Regions from separate parts of the Mus musculus genome. Here region 2 is linked to region 1. The links are chromatin contacts, found by Hi-C in ENCODE. All regions are on one chromosome and are shown on one strand. Each heading gives the region's core, a stretch centred on a gene start or an enhancer-like site at or near the end of the contact. The rest is flanking DNA. Distances are from core to core; before and after follow the strand shown.

What was found. Hi-C counts contacts between places; a loop is a spot of excess contacts on that map.
Region 2: a map of T-helper 1 cell shows a loop between it and region 1 (14-fold over the local background). The contact joins two enhancer-like sites. A Hi-C loop is called at or near these places in 3 of 37 maps with a recorded cell type or tissue (T-helper 1 cell, T-helper 17 cell and regulatory T cell).

Annotation. Positions count from the first base shown.
Region 1 is chr12:69,534,397-69,540,880 of GRCm38, forward strand. No RefSeq gene overlaps it. Among named protein-coding and RNA genes, the nearest start is that of Gm46353, 13 kb to the right of the region's middle. Within about 2 kb of position 3,948, at least 3 of the 3 ENCODE cell types and tissues checked have a DNase peak (open chromatin) inside an H3K27ac peak, as active enhancers do.
Region 2 is chr12:76,550,350-76,557,230 of GRCm38, forward strand. The region is part of intron 1 of Plekhg3 (pleckstrin homology domain containing, family G (with RhoGef domain) member 3); the gene reads left to right. Among named protein-coding and RNA genes, the nearest start is that of AI463170, 5.9 kb to the left of the region's middle. Within about 2 kb of position 2,067, at least 1 of the 3 ENCODE cell types and tissues checked has a DNase peak (open chromatin) inside an H3K27ac peak, as active enhancers do.

The sequences.
Region 1 (6,484 bases), core at 2,698-5,197:
CTGGGTGTTGTGGTACTCACCTGTAATCTCAGCATCTGGGAGGCTGAGGCAGCAGGACCAACAAGAGTTCTAGGCTAACCTGGGCTAAATAGTTCTAAGCCACCCTGGGCTAGAGTGACACCCTATTGAGAATGGGATGAGAATGGAGAGGGAGAGGGAGAGGAAGAGGAAGAGGGGATGGAAGAAGAGAAGGGAAGGAAGAAGGAGAGGGGGGAGGGGAGAGGGGGCTGGAGAGATGCTAGGCAGTTAAGTGCACTGTTGCTATGCAGAGGACCAGGTTTCAGTCCCTTCATCCACACTGGGTGGCTTACTACCAGCTGCAGTTCCATATCTACCTGCCCCAATGGCTCTGGCACCTGAGCACCTGTGCACATGTGCCTATCCCTGCACACAGACACATACACATAATTCGGGAGGCAGAGGCAGGCGGATTTCTGAGTTCGAGGCCAGCCTGGTCTACAAAGTGAGTGCCAGGACAGCCAGGGCTACACAGAGAAACCCTGTCTCGAAAAACAAACAAAAAAAGTAGTTTTTAAAAGTCTGAAAAAGGAAGTCTTCCTGCATCAGTTTGCACAAGTCAGCTCTTCGGTTTCTCATGGTTAAGTGGGCTCTCATAGTATTCTGTAGTGGGACTATACTACTGCATGCTGGGGACAGAGCGCCCACACTGCTTAGTCAGGAGAGTCCTGACTCAATGGCAGATGTGGAGGCCTGGATGCCACCAGCTATGTGGCCCAAATGCTGTGTTCTCTCAGGACTTGAATGTTGAAGACCTAATGAGATTGGAGCAGAGCCTTTGCAAGGTGAGGTTATGAGGGTGTGGTGCGTGACTGATGGGACTCAGTCCCTTGTAAGAAGAGACATGAGAAAGTCCCCACCTCCCACCATGTGGGGACACAGAAGGAAGGCAGCCACCTGCAAGCCAGGAAGAGAGATTTTGGAAGGAACTGAATTGTCTGGCACCTAGATCTCGCACTTCCCAGACCCTAAAACTGCCAGAAATAATTGTCTGTTGGTCAAGCCATCCAGTCTGTGGTGTTTATCCTGGCAGCCCAAACCTGGAAAGTGTTGTGGTAGTAGAGAGGTGGGGACATACAGGATCTCAGGGAATTGGCTGGCCACTAACTGGTTCTGAAGTGTTCATTATTGTGACGATTATTACAAATCTATTGTGGTAGCCACACTATGTATGCTGCTTACCTTCTAGAGGAGAAAGGTGTGGTGGTTTGTATATGCTTGGCCCAGAGAGTGGCACCATTAGGAGGTGTGACCTTGCTGAAAGAAGTGTGTTACTGTGAGCATGGACTTTAAGACCCTCATCCTAGCTGCCCAGAAGCCAATCTTCTCCTAGCGGCCTTCAGTTGAAGATGTAGAACTCTCAGCTCTGCCTTCACCATGCCTACCTGGATGCTGCTATGCTCCCACCTTGATGATATTGGACTGAACCTCTGAACCTATAAGCCAGCTCCAACTAAGTGTTGTCCTTGTAAGAGCTGCCTTGGTCACGGTGTCTCTTCACAGCAGTAAAACCCTAAGACAGAAGGCAAGCAACAGACAGAGCAAGATAGTGTTAGATGGCATTATCTACTGCAGAGAGCAAGGCAGCAGATGAGATGAGAAGCCAGGAGGAGGAGGAAGAGGAAAGAAGGAAGAGGCACAATTCCCCTTACCCCAAACCCCTACCCTACCCCACCCTGCCCTTGAAGCTGCACACAAGGAAACCCCGAACTCTGAACTGAATCACACAGGCACACCTCACTATGTGGGAAGACAGAAATTCGGACCTGTCTGCACCTGAGAAGCACATATTCATCAATGGGGGTGGGGGTGGGGTCTACCACCAAAGGTGAAGGGACTGCAGTCAACTAGCCACAGCAGGGCAACCCCCACAGTGAGATTGTGATGTGGGCGGATAACTTAATAGTGTCCCTTAGGACATGGGTCTCCATGGGTCTCACACCAGTGGGGTCTTATGAGCAAAAAGCCCATGTGCTTTTATAATGGGTTCTCGTCCTGAGAGTATCTATGGAACATGGAGACTGTGTCTCCTGGAGCAAACGCTGGCTTGTTTAGTGTCCAGTATGAAAGGACCCTGTCATTTATGCACAGCAGGGAGACTCCTGTAATCCCTGTACTTGAGAAGTGAAAACAGTTCCTTGGGCAGCAGGAACCCAAGTTCAAAACTAACCTGGGATATAATGAGAGACTCTGTGTGTGTGTGTGTGTGTGTTATACACACACAATTTGTTATGATTTTAATCATGAGGAAAAATAAATGCAGGTTGTGCCACGTGGTACAACGATAACACAATGAGATGCATGCAGCGATCTCAGCACGACCTCCCTCTCTGCTGCAAGTGATTTTTCTACACAGCACGTGGTACTTGGCCAAAGCTACCCTGAATTTCTAGTCTTCCAGCTGGCATTTATAGAAGATAGGAGTGCCTAACCCTGCTGGCACTTGGAAAACAAAATCCCAGGGAAGGGCTCTGATGAACTCAAATGAGGTCCTGTGTTTACCCTAGAATCAGAAAGGGATGGGGGGTGGAGGTCAAGCTATGGTATAACTATGCCTTTCAGAAGGTAAAGAGGGATTTGGGAGCCTCCTGTAACCCAGGACAACAGCAGGGAGAGGCAGTTTTAGCCAGGGAGGGCCAGGTGGTCAGGAGCTGCAGATTCGTGGATGCACCGTTTTCAAACAGAGCGAGTAGGAGGAGGTGAGGCCATTCATTGATGGGAAAGGCAACCCAGCCAGTGTGGGTGTTTGTTTTGAACTTGGTGAATTTAGAATCTTTGGGGACATAATTGTAGAAGAAAGATCACACTGGTCGCTGACACTGGTCGCCGAGGATACAATTCTGCCGGTCAGAAAACCGTGGGCAGACTCAGCTACTGGAGGAAGACCGAGTGTGCCTCCCAAGGTTCCTGGCAAAAACTGTAGAAGGTGCCACCACATTGAGCTGCCTAGCAGCAGAGTCCTCCGGTGTCACCAGGCCACTGGTGAGAGACAGCCTGGCTAATTATGAATGCAATGCGGAGAAGCCAGAGTTAGTAAACCTGCCTGCATCCACATTTCTGTAGAATGCCTGCACTTCCCGTGACTCAGCGAGGGCTCCTCCTGTGGCTTGTTCCAAAGCACACTGGGAGTTGTTGGGCAAATATTTGAACAGCCTTTCGATCTGAAACCCGAGTAGCTGAGCCCTTCAGCTTCAGAGCCTGCAACTCCTTGCTGCCACTAGCTCTTTCTGTCCCTGCTACAGCCAACCCCTGCGGCAGCAGGAACCACTGAGCAACTAATCCCAAACTGGATTTTCCACCAAAAAAAAAATGTCACCAATGATGGAGGAGAGGAAAGATGACCAAAAGTCCAGGGCACCTTGCTCCCACTCAGAGGGCTCGCTTTATCTCTCATGGTCGGGTTACATGCTCATTTCGCGTTCAGCGGGAACTGAGTGTGTGATTAATCTCTTGATCAGGAGTGAGTCAGGCATGGGTGTGAATCCACAAAGTGCTAATTACAAACGTGCTTCCTTCCTGGGAGCCAGTAAGAGAAAGTTAGTAAGGCAAGAGAGAAGTGCTGGGCGGGTCCCTGAGCAGGGACCCAGAAAGACCCCTCCACTCCAGTTCCCCTCCGATCAGGCAGGGCAGAGGCGCTGCGGGTGCGGAATGAGAGACCCTGGCTTCTCTATGAGCTGCACATCTAAAATAAGACTCCACGGGAGACTCTGGGAATTTCCTGTACTTTTTAACTCTCAATGTCCTATTTATAAAGCTTAGTCACTGCAGTTGTTTCGCAGTTACTCCGCGGCGTGTAGAGACAGGTCATAACAGGAAACAGGCTCACAGGAGGCTCTCTCTCAACCGCTGGCTTTGGGGGAATCTGGGTCCGGTCTCCACTTGACAAGCTCAAGGGACTTAACTGGACTGGGTAGCTCTCTAATCTTTCCACTGGCCAGCCACACCCGGCTCTTACATATTCCCGAGGAGGGTCTGGCCTCTTCAAGGGCTTCTTACAGACACTGTGAGGCCCAGCTTCTTGGGAGACCCCCAGGCCCTGGCACAGAGTATGGTCTGAAGGCATCTTTTGCTTCCTGCAGCAAGAACAGACCTGCCCAAGCGTCTCTGCTCGTCCCTGTCTGCATAAAAAGGGCAGGTTCTCCCAGAAGGTTCCAGGCTCCATTGCCTATGTGCAGAAATTGTTAAAAACAATTAAGAGGCAAAGGAGGGGAGAAGAGGGAATGAGCTGAATCCAGCAAAGCTCAGCCAAATGTTTTGCTCCTGTTTCAACCCTGGGCAGAGCCACAAGAGAGAACAAAGCCCTGTTCACTTCCCCATTTCACAGCCACTAAGCTAGCCTCTGAAATCAGGCTCTCTCATCAGGGCTAGTAAACTAACTCCTGTCCCCAGTGTCCCCAGACACTACAGGGCAGAGGTAGCCCCATTTGTTGTTCTTCATGGGGGGCATGGAGTCTTCCCAACCAGAGCCAGCTTACTTCGTAGCTGTAGTTTCTCATAAAGCAAGATGACCAATAGGTGGGCTAAGGCTCTCAACCAACTTTTCTTGGGAGCCGGTACTGGCTTAGCCCTGACTTCTGAGGCTCTGAAGCAAAGAAGGTTTAGATTTGGAGATGTTCCTTGGCTTGAGACATTTTGGGTCACAGTCCCAATAGTGTGGTGGTTTCTGATGGAGCTGGGCCTCTCTTAGCTCTGGGTGTGCAACAGTCAGAACCCAAGATGGTGTCGTGTGCCAGGGTTCCTCCATGTCTTACACTAGAGGTGCAATGGCCCAAGGACTTCTTTGGATGGCATTCCTGGACCGGGGTGGTCTGGTCCATTCTCTGGAATCTCAGGCTCTTTTACCATCTGCTGCCTCTCAAGTCCCCAGGCTGACCACTGACCAAGCCTCCTATTCCGTTCTCTTTCTTCTGGCTTCTTCCTCTCTCTGTTTCTCTGCCTCTTTCCGTTCACAGGCCTTTACACCCCCTTTTTCTCCATCTCTGCATTTGCTGGCCTGACAGTAAGTCTCCAAAAGCCACATGGAACCCATATCTCAGCATCCAGAGGCCTAGAGATTTTCCACCTCCCAATGAGTCACACTTCCCTGAGCTCCCACCACCAACCACAACAGAGGCTGGGGGGAGGGCCATACTTACAGCGCATAAAGACAAAACATTCATCAACGGAGAAGAAGGATGTTTCAAACAAGTGAGAGCTGCCAAGGTTCAGCAACTGTGTCAGACGCAGGATCAACCTGCAAAACTCAGTAGCAGCTGTCTCCACCCACAGTCGCTGCTAGAAAGTACCACTTCGAAGATACTATTCATAACAAAGGCATGAATTACCAGATACGTAGGAGTTTATTAACCAGGAACACACAAAAAGTCTATAAGCATTTTAAAGTTCCAATAAGGCCGCATAAAATTATCTGCACACAAGAGAGCACATTCTATGCTTTGGAGTGAGCATCTTAATAAAGGATGTCTTGTATTGGATAACTGTGTAAGGATCTAATTACATTAATGATTCAACTATACACTGAAGACAAAGCCAATCAATGTGCTGGCTGGCTTTCTTTGTGAGGAACTCTATAAATGGATAACGTTTAAAATGGAAAGTGGAGAGGGGATTTGCTTAACCAGATACACAACAAAACCTCCGTAAGGGCAACGCTGTGTGACCGGCTCAGAAACAGTTCTAAAGAGCTGAAGAGCAGAAGAGCAGGCTGCCTACGCTCTGCTTGTACACAGGCAGGAGTCACTCTGCAGCAGGGATATGTTCTGAGAAGAGCATGTTAGAAAATGTCACCCTGGTCAGGTGGTGGTGGCCCATGCCTTTAATCCCAGCACTTGGGAGGCAGAGGCAGGCGGATTTCTGAGTTCGAGGCCAGCCTGGTCTACAAAGTGAGTGCCAGGACAGCCAGGGCTACTCAGAGAAACCCTGTCTCTCAGGGGGGCGGGGGGAGAAAATGTCACCCTGGTGTGAGCCTCTCAGAGAGTCCATCAATAGATATGATTAACATCAAGTATCTGAGGCTGCTGCAATGTCACATGGTAAAAGCCTGACAAGAAATGTACAGAGTAACCGTAGAGTGATGATAATTATGGCAGATCTATGAATCAGTAATCGGACAACATAGACGTGAAGAGGTGAACGTAAGGAGCACACAATCTGAGTGCGTGCTTTTCGCTCTCAGTTAAGGCTTGGCTAGGAGAGCTGCCCGTGGTGTTATAACTGGGACAGGGGTAACAAAATGTGCACCTTGCATCCCTGTGTAGCTTAAATTGCACTTTTGACCAGGCTCCAAATGTCCCCTATTGTCAACAGGAAGCTCTCCTTGCACCTGTGGTAGAGGCTCCAATCCAGAAGAACGGGAGCTGGGGTGGGGCTGAGTTAGTGTCCCTTCTGTCCCTAACAAGCCTGTTCTGAGTACCCGACAAAGTCAGACACGGAATGTTCACACCCTCCTTTTAGAAGCTGAAATCTT
Region 2 (6,881 bases), core at 817-3,316, 7.0 Mb after region 1:
TGGGGGGATCAAAACCACTAGAGCAGGCTACAGCCCTGGGCTCTTGTATTCTTCTGCCTTTTGATAATACTCCCTGTGACTTACCAGCACAGGGTTCCTCCTTGCTGCTATGACTGGCTGAAGCTGTTCTCCAAAACCCAAGGACTAGTGTGAAGGATGGAGTGTGTTGCTCACTTATTTGTGCTTTCGCTCCCACAGGGCTTTGACTGTCTTTTCCCTTGGGCTTGTGACTCCCCACAGTTCTGCTGCCTCTGCCATTTTGCCCTGTGGAAAGCTGAGGAATGTGTCCTGTCGAGCGCTCGCAGTGGGGGCTCTTACTGACCCGGGCTTCTCTGGTGTGAGTTTCAGTTGAGCTGCTCTTGTGAGATTGTGAGAGGGAGACCTTGGTCTGAACTGTGTTGGGACCCTAGAAGCTGGATACACACTGGTTTAGTGTGAAGGGCTAGGACACACTGCTGGTCCACCACGTTTGACTTGAGCCATTATTATTATTATTTATTGTATGCATGTGTGTGCACATGTGTGCATCTGTCCATGTATATGTGCGTGTGTGTGTGTGTGTGTGTGTGCGTGTATGTGTTTTGTATGGGTGTGTGAATGCTACAGCATGAGATGGTCAGAGGACAGCTTGAGGAAGCTGGTTCTCTTCATCATGTTAGTTCCAGGGATGGAACCCATTGTCCTTGTCCTCTGGCTCGGTGGCAAAGCCTTTACCTGCTGAGTTATGGTATGAGATATGGGTGGGTACAAATTTAGGTCTAAGTGAGAAGAATATTTCATCCGGGTGCTTGTGGAGCAAGTATTCTCTTCTCTGGTTCTTGGTCAGCTTTCTGTTTGTTGATGCACAGGTTACTGGCGCCCTCCAGTCTTGGAGACAGACAGGGTTATTGTGACCACTTATCTGATGGAGAACTTGAAGTTTAAGGCCACATATAGTACAGTTGTGGGAAAGTGAAGATCTACCTGCTTCCAAGCCTCTGGTATGAAGCAGTGCATCTTAACTTCTGTTGCGTGCCCACGTTGTCTCTTCTTTGCTGAGAGCTCTGCAGGCCCTAATAGATTCCCTCTGTGTTTCTCCCCTGCCTCTGAAGCGCTTTCAGTAACAAATGCTATAGCTGTGGTTCCATTTCTCCTTTTGCAGCTAGCTCCCGATAGGCCTCAAAGCAAGGAGCTCTCCAAATGGGGGTGAGGCTAATAACATGGGGAGTTTTCAGGGCTGGGGCTTCCAGCCCTGACCTTGAACTTTGCTAATAAGTAATAGTGGTTGTGAATGAGAGAATGTGAGTGTGTATGTTTTTTTTGTTGTTGTTTGTTTGTTTTGTTTTGTTTTTCAAGACAGGGTTTCTCTGTATAGCCCTGGTTGTCCTGGAACTCACTTTGTAGACCAGGCTGGCCTTGAACTCAGAAATCCACCTCCCAAGTGCTGGGATTAAAGGTGTGCGCCACCACCGCCCAGCTGTGTGTGCTTGTTTAAGTGCTAGAGATTGAACCCAGGACCTAGTGTAAGTACCACTTAGCTATATCCCCAGCACCCTTCACCCCACCCCCCCTCCTCCCTCGCCCCCTTTAAACCTAGAGATGAGGAGCTAAAGAGAGAACTCAGAAGTTAAACGCACTGACATGGCTTCAGTTCCCAGCACCCACATGGCAGTTCACAGCCATCTCTAACCCTAGTTCCAGATGATCCAATGCCATCTTCTGTACTATGTGGGCACCAGGTACACAAGTGAGGCACAGATATATATGAAGCAAAACACCCGTACACATAAAATCAATACCAAAACAACAACAAAAAAAGATATTTTAAACCTATAGAGGAAAGGCTCCTTCCGTAGTTCCCTCAGGCTGTGCAGTTCCCTCAGCACAGCCTTCAGGAACCTTTACTGCTTCCAAGGTCTTGGCTGCTTCCTCTTCTGGTACTCTGTGTCTTTCTCTGCTTGGTGACAAGATTTGCCAGAAACCAGATAGACTTAGCCCAGCTGTGAGCAGAAGCCGTCCCCCTCCTCTGTCCATGTGAAACTTCTTGCTCGGCTGCTTTCTTTGGAATACATATAGGGAGACCTTATCACAGCAGTCCCATGTCTAGACTTGGCTGCTTGCCCTCTCCTCCAGTCTTTTATGACTGATCGCTGAGTCTGTGGCATGGCAGGGCTGCCTCTGTGGGGCCAAGTATGACGAGATTGCTGGGGTGAATGATCAGTCACCGATGCTGGGGACGTCTGGGCTCATGGGACTCTCTGGCAGTGACTAATGTGAGCACTTGTAGGAGGAACTAGCTTAAGTCATGATCTCAACAACTGTTTAGCCTTCTCCTGCCTATGGGAGGTCGTGAGAGGTGTTCTAGAACTGTAGGTCTTCCCGTGGGTGTTTATTGAGCACCTAAGGGTGCCTTGCCCTGTTCAGACCCAGCCTGCTGGGTTTCTACAGACTTAGGCCCAAAGAAACATTTACTTATATCGACCTCATGAACCAGTGTGTCAAGTGATACCCAGGACCATTAGAGCAGAGAGAAGCATAGTAGTAGTTTCCTGTTTCCACTGTCATACACATACACACACATACATGCTCCTGCGCACATACATACATACACACACACACACACACACACACACACACACACACGCATGCATTTTAAAGCATTAAACTTTTAGATTTTTTTTTTTTTATGTGTATAAGTGTTTTGCCTGAATGTATGTATGAGGTATGTATGAGGTCTCCACAAGGATGCTGGGAACTGAACCTGGTTCCTCTGTATGAGCAAATGCTCTTAACCACTGAGCTAGCTCTTCACTTCCCTCGTCCCCCAGTCTTCAAGGTGGGGGTGTGTGTGTCATGGGGCTATGTGTTCCCTTTTCTTTCTCTCTAGCTTTCAGAGGCTGCTGTGTACCCTTTGACTTTGTGATCTTCCTCTGTGGTCAAAGGTAACGTCTCCCAATCCGACTGGCCTTCCTCATCCTGTAGACTTCTGACTCAGGCTTCTGCTGGGTGCCTTTTATGATATGTTGGGCTTACTCAGATAATCCAAGATAATTTCCACTTCTCAATACTCTTTTATTTCCGTGGTTTTCAACATGTGGGTCACGACCCTTTCTGGGTCAAACAACTGTTTCCTGGGTCACGCCTTAGATATCCTGCATATCAGATATGCACTACTCATAACAGTAGCAAAATTATAGTTATGGAGTAACAATGAAAATAATATTATGGTTGGGGGCTACCACACCATGAGGACCTGTTTAAAGGAGCGCACCGTTAGGAAGGCTGAGAACCACCGCTGTATTTGATCGCATTAGGTTCCAAGGATTGGGATGTGAATGTCTTTGGTGGTGGTGGCGTCCTATCTGGCCAGCAATAGAGTATACATCGGGAGGGTTTATGAATGGCTGAAGCAGAGTAGATTCTAAAAGTGGCGATTGTAGAGGCGGGGGGGCTTTCAAGTGTGAGAGCAAGCATGATGAAGCTATGCCCCCCTTGTGAGAGGAAGGAGCAGTAGGAAGTAGGATTGTGTCCTCCCTCTGAAGCGAGGTGCCAGGGGCTTCCCTTCTCCTCGAAGGGCAAGCTGAGTGTTTTGGACGTCAGTCTGTAGGCCTGGTCTTCCTCTGGGGTTCAGGTGTCCTATCCTCTAGGCAGCTGTGGTCTTGCTGCCTTCCAGCCAGCCAAGGGCTCCTGCTGTTCCTGGGTGGTGGGAAAATGGATTCTTCAGGGAAAATGAGTCCCAGCCAGCTGGGCTGGGCTTGGGTGGCCCTGAAACCCCGGTCACACTGTTCACACAACCTCTCCAGAACACATTGCTCACATTGAACACAAGCACTCCCCAGGGATCGTCTCGGGGCGCAGGGCCCTTGAATCTCTAGGAGGCGTGGAATGGGCCTGTGACACACACTGGGGATAGTGACAGCCACAACCCCCGGAGAGGCCTCCCCCCTCCCCCACCATCCCCCAGAACCTCAGAAGGGAATGTGTAGCTTTAAGAACACATTGGCAAGAGTGGGGCTTCTGGGAACACTTAGGAAGTAAGTATGATGTGTGTGTGGGGGGGGGTGACTTGTGGGGAGAGCACAGCCCAGTGGTTTGTGTATCTCGCTTGAGATCTCTAAGGAAGTTCACATTGCTCCTCCACCTGTTTCAGTGGAAAAGTTGTAGCTGTTCTCTAGTGTTTCCTTCTGCCCTCTCTAGGGAGGTTCTGAAAGTAGAGTTGAGGATTGCTCTGGGGAAGGTCAAAGGTCCTTTGGCTGCTCTGATCTCCAGAGGTTGGGATGGGAGGCCAAGAAGGCCAGTGGATGGAGGCTGGACTGTCTCTGAGGAAAGGACAGCTGCTGGCGAAGGGGCTGGATGAATTCTTTCCCCACAGGGACCCATGAACTTTGGATCCCCCCCCCACTCCCCCACTCCCCACCCCCACTCCTTTTCTTGGTGCTGCTGAGGTAGGTGTGGCACGTGGGGCTTCCTGGGTAGGGTGAAGGGTAGTAGGTGAAAGATTGATTGGAACCCAAATTTTTACTGGGAGTCTCCAAACTCCCCACCTGCCAGACTTGGGGTTCGCCAAGTCTACAATTCCTCTAACTCTCCTGCCTTCTCCTGAGAAGGGACAGTTAGAGGAAGTGTAGACAATTCTCAGGGGTCTCCCCAGGATCAGCAACAAGTTCCAGAAGGCTCCAGTGGGTTCTTCTGTGAGAGGATCTTTTGTGAAGGGAAGAGTGTCTGAATGACAAGAGGCCCGAGGACAGTACAGAGCCTCTGTGGATTTGGGGGTATCCCCCTTTTGGGTCAAATTGAGGGCACGCTATTGAGACATAGTTGGAAGAGAAAGGTGCAGGCTTGGCTCCAGTCTACTACTAGGAATCCCAGGGGCCTGTTGCAGCCTGCCTGTCTCCCTGCCTGGGGAGACTCAGGGAAGGTCCTTGTGGGGTGGAGCCATACACTTTAGATGGGTGTGGGTGGAGGAAGGCAGTAGATAATATTTCAATTTAGATATAGAAGGTGAGGAGGGAGGGAAGGAAGGAGAGAAGGAAGGATGGGTGGCCTTCTCTCCCTTGGATTCTTTGGGGGAGCGTCTCAAAGAGGGCTTCTAGGGTAGGACTTGAGATTCAGTTCTCCAGAAGGCTGGCTTATGGATCGATAACTTGCTGGTTGCCCAGTGCTGAAAGATGAGCGCTATCTCTGCAGGAGATAGCTGGGGACTTGACTGTGGTGGGATAGGTGGGCTTGAGTCTTGGCTGCTGCTTCTCCTTCTCCTCTTTCCCCGGTGGACTTTGTCTTAAAAGACTTAGTTTGAGCCTGGCAGCAGTGGCTCACGCCTTTAATCCCAGCACTTGGGAGGCAGAGGAGGCAGAGAGAGGGGGAAATTTCAGAGTTCAAGGCCAGCTTTGGCCTACAGAGCAAGTTCCAGGACAGCCAGGGCTACACAGGGAAACACTGTCTCAAAACAAACAAACAAACAAACAAAAAACCCCAAAACCAAACAAGCAAACAAACTAAAGTTTGAGGGACCAGATTCTGGTTCTGGTTTAGGGTGAATCTTTGACAGTGGGTGATGTTCATCAGAAGAAAGGACAGGTCGCTCTGCCCTAGGGATCGTTTGGGGAAGATTTGGCTAAGGGGTCTACACTTCCACCTGGCAGTGACTCAGGGCAGCCTCTTGAATAGGATATGTCTTCCGTCAGCACCCTGTGGCTAGCCTAACTGTTCACTCTTGAGTCTTGCTCTTCCATGTTCACTGCCACTCGGGTTGTTTGGATCCTTCTTTCTTGGCCTCTTTCTCCAGGAGGGAGACCCTTGTGATCACAGATAGGACCCCAGATCACTGCAAGTCTGTGTGTGTCATCTGACCCTGGGGATCCTCTGCTCACTGCTTCCCCTATGGCCCACGATCCCAGAGTCTGTACTGTCTATTTTGTTCCAGTGCTAGCGTAAGTCTTCAGAGACTGGCCACATGGGACAGCTCCAGAAGTAGCCTTCTCAGTCCTTCGGATGGTCATGTAGGTCTCAGGCTTTCAAGTTAACGCGTGTCCTTGTAGCTTATCCTAAATCAAAGCAGTGGCACCCAAGGGACCGTGACTAATGCTTTGCTGGTATGAGGTCCTTTAGTGTGGTAGCAGCTGTGAGAGTATGGGGCATGGAGTCCCAAGTGTGGCACAGTTCCATACTCAGTACATTTGGACAAGGGCACTCACAATAGCATCCGCTGCAAGGCATTGCCAGGGATAGGTGAGACCACCCTGCAGCCCTCAGACCTTTGAGCCAGTGAGTGTTCTGTTTTGTTTGGGCTCCAGGGGATGCAGGTAGGTAGTCTCTGCTTTCAACAGGACTGCTGGATTTGCAATCAGAAAGCTGTATGTAACTAAAGAGTGATTCTCAGAAGGTACCTTTCAGAGACTAACCCCCCTGATTGTGCGTGTGTGTGTGATTGTGTGTGTGTGTGAGAGAGAGAGAGGGGGGGGGGGCAGGCTGTGGTGACTCTCTGTAAGGCTAATGACCTGGCTAGCTGTGAAATTCATTTGGGAATTGGGTCTTTTCCGTTTAGCCTCCCCTCAGGAGCTGACCTGACCTAGGGGCTAATTTGAGAAAGGTCTCAAGAGAACTCCAGGGTTGCTGCTTCTCATCCCAGAGAGGATGCTCGAGAGAGAACGTCTAAAGTTCTTTGCCTGGTTGTTTTCTAGCTAGATCTGACCTGGGTGGAGATCAAGGGCAATGTAGCATTTGAGCCCTTGGCTCGGTAGTGAGCTAGTTAACATAAAGGCTCTTGGAGGGGAGGGCTGGAGGGAGCAGCAGAGCAGAGAGCAGCAGCAGCAGCAGCAGCAGCAGCAGCAGCAGCAGCAGCAGCCTTCTCCGGAGTGTTCCCCCTAAGATCAGCTCCTGTGCCCTAGGCAGAAGCATACACT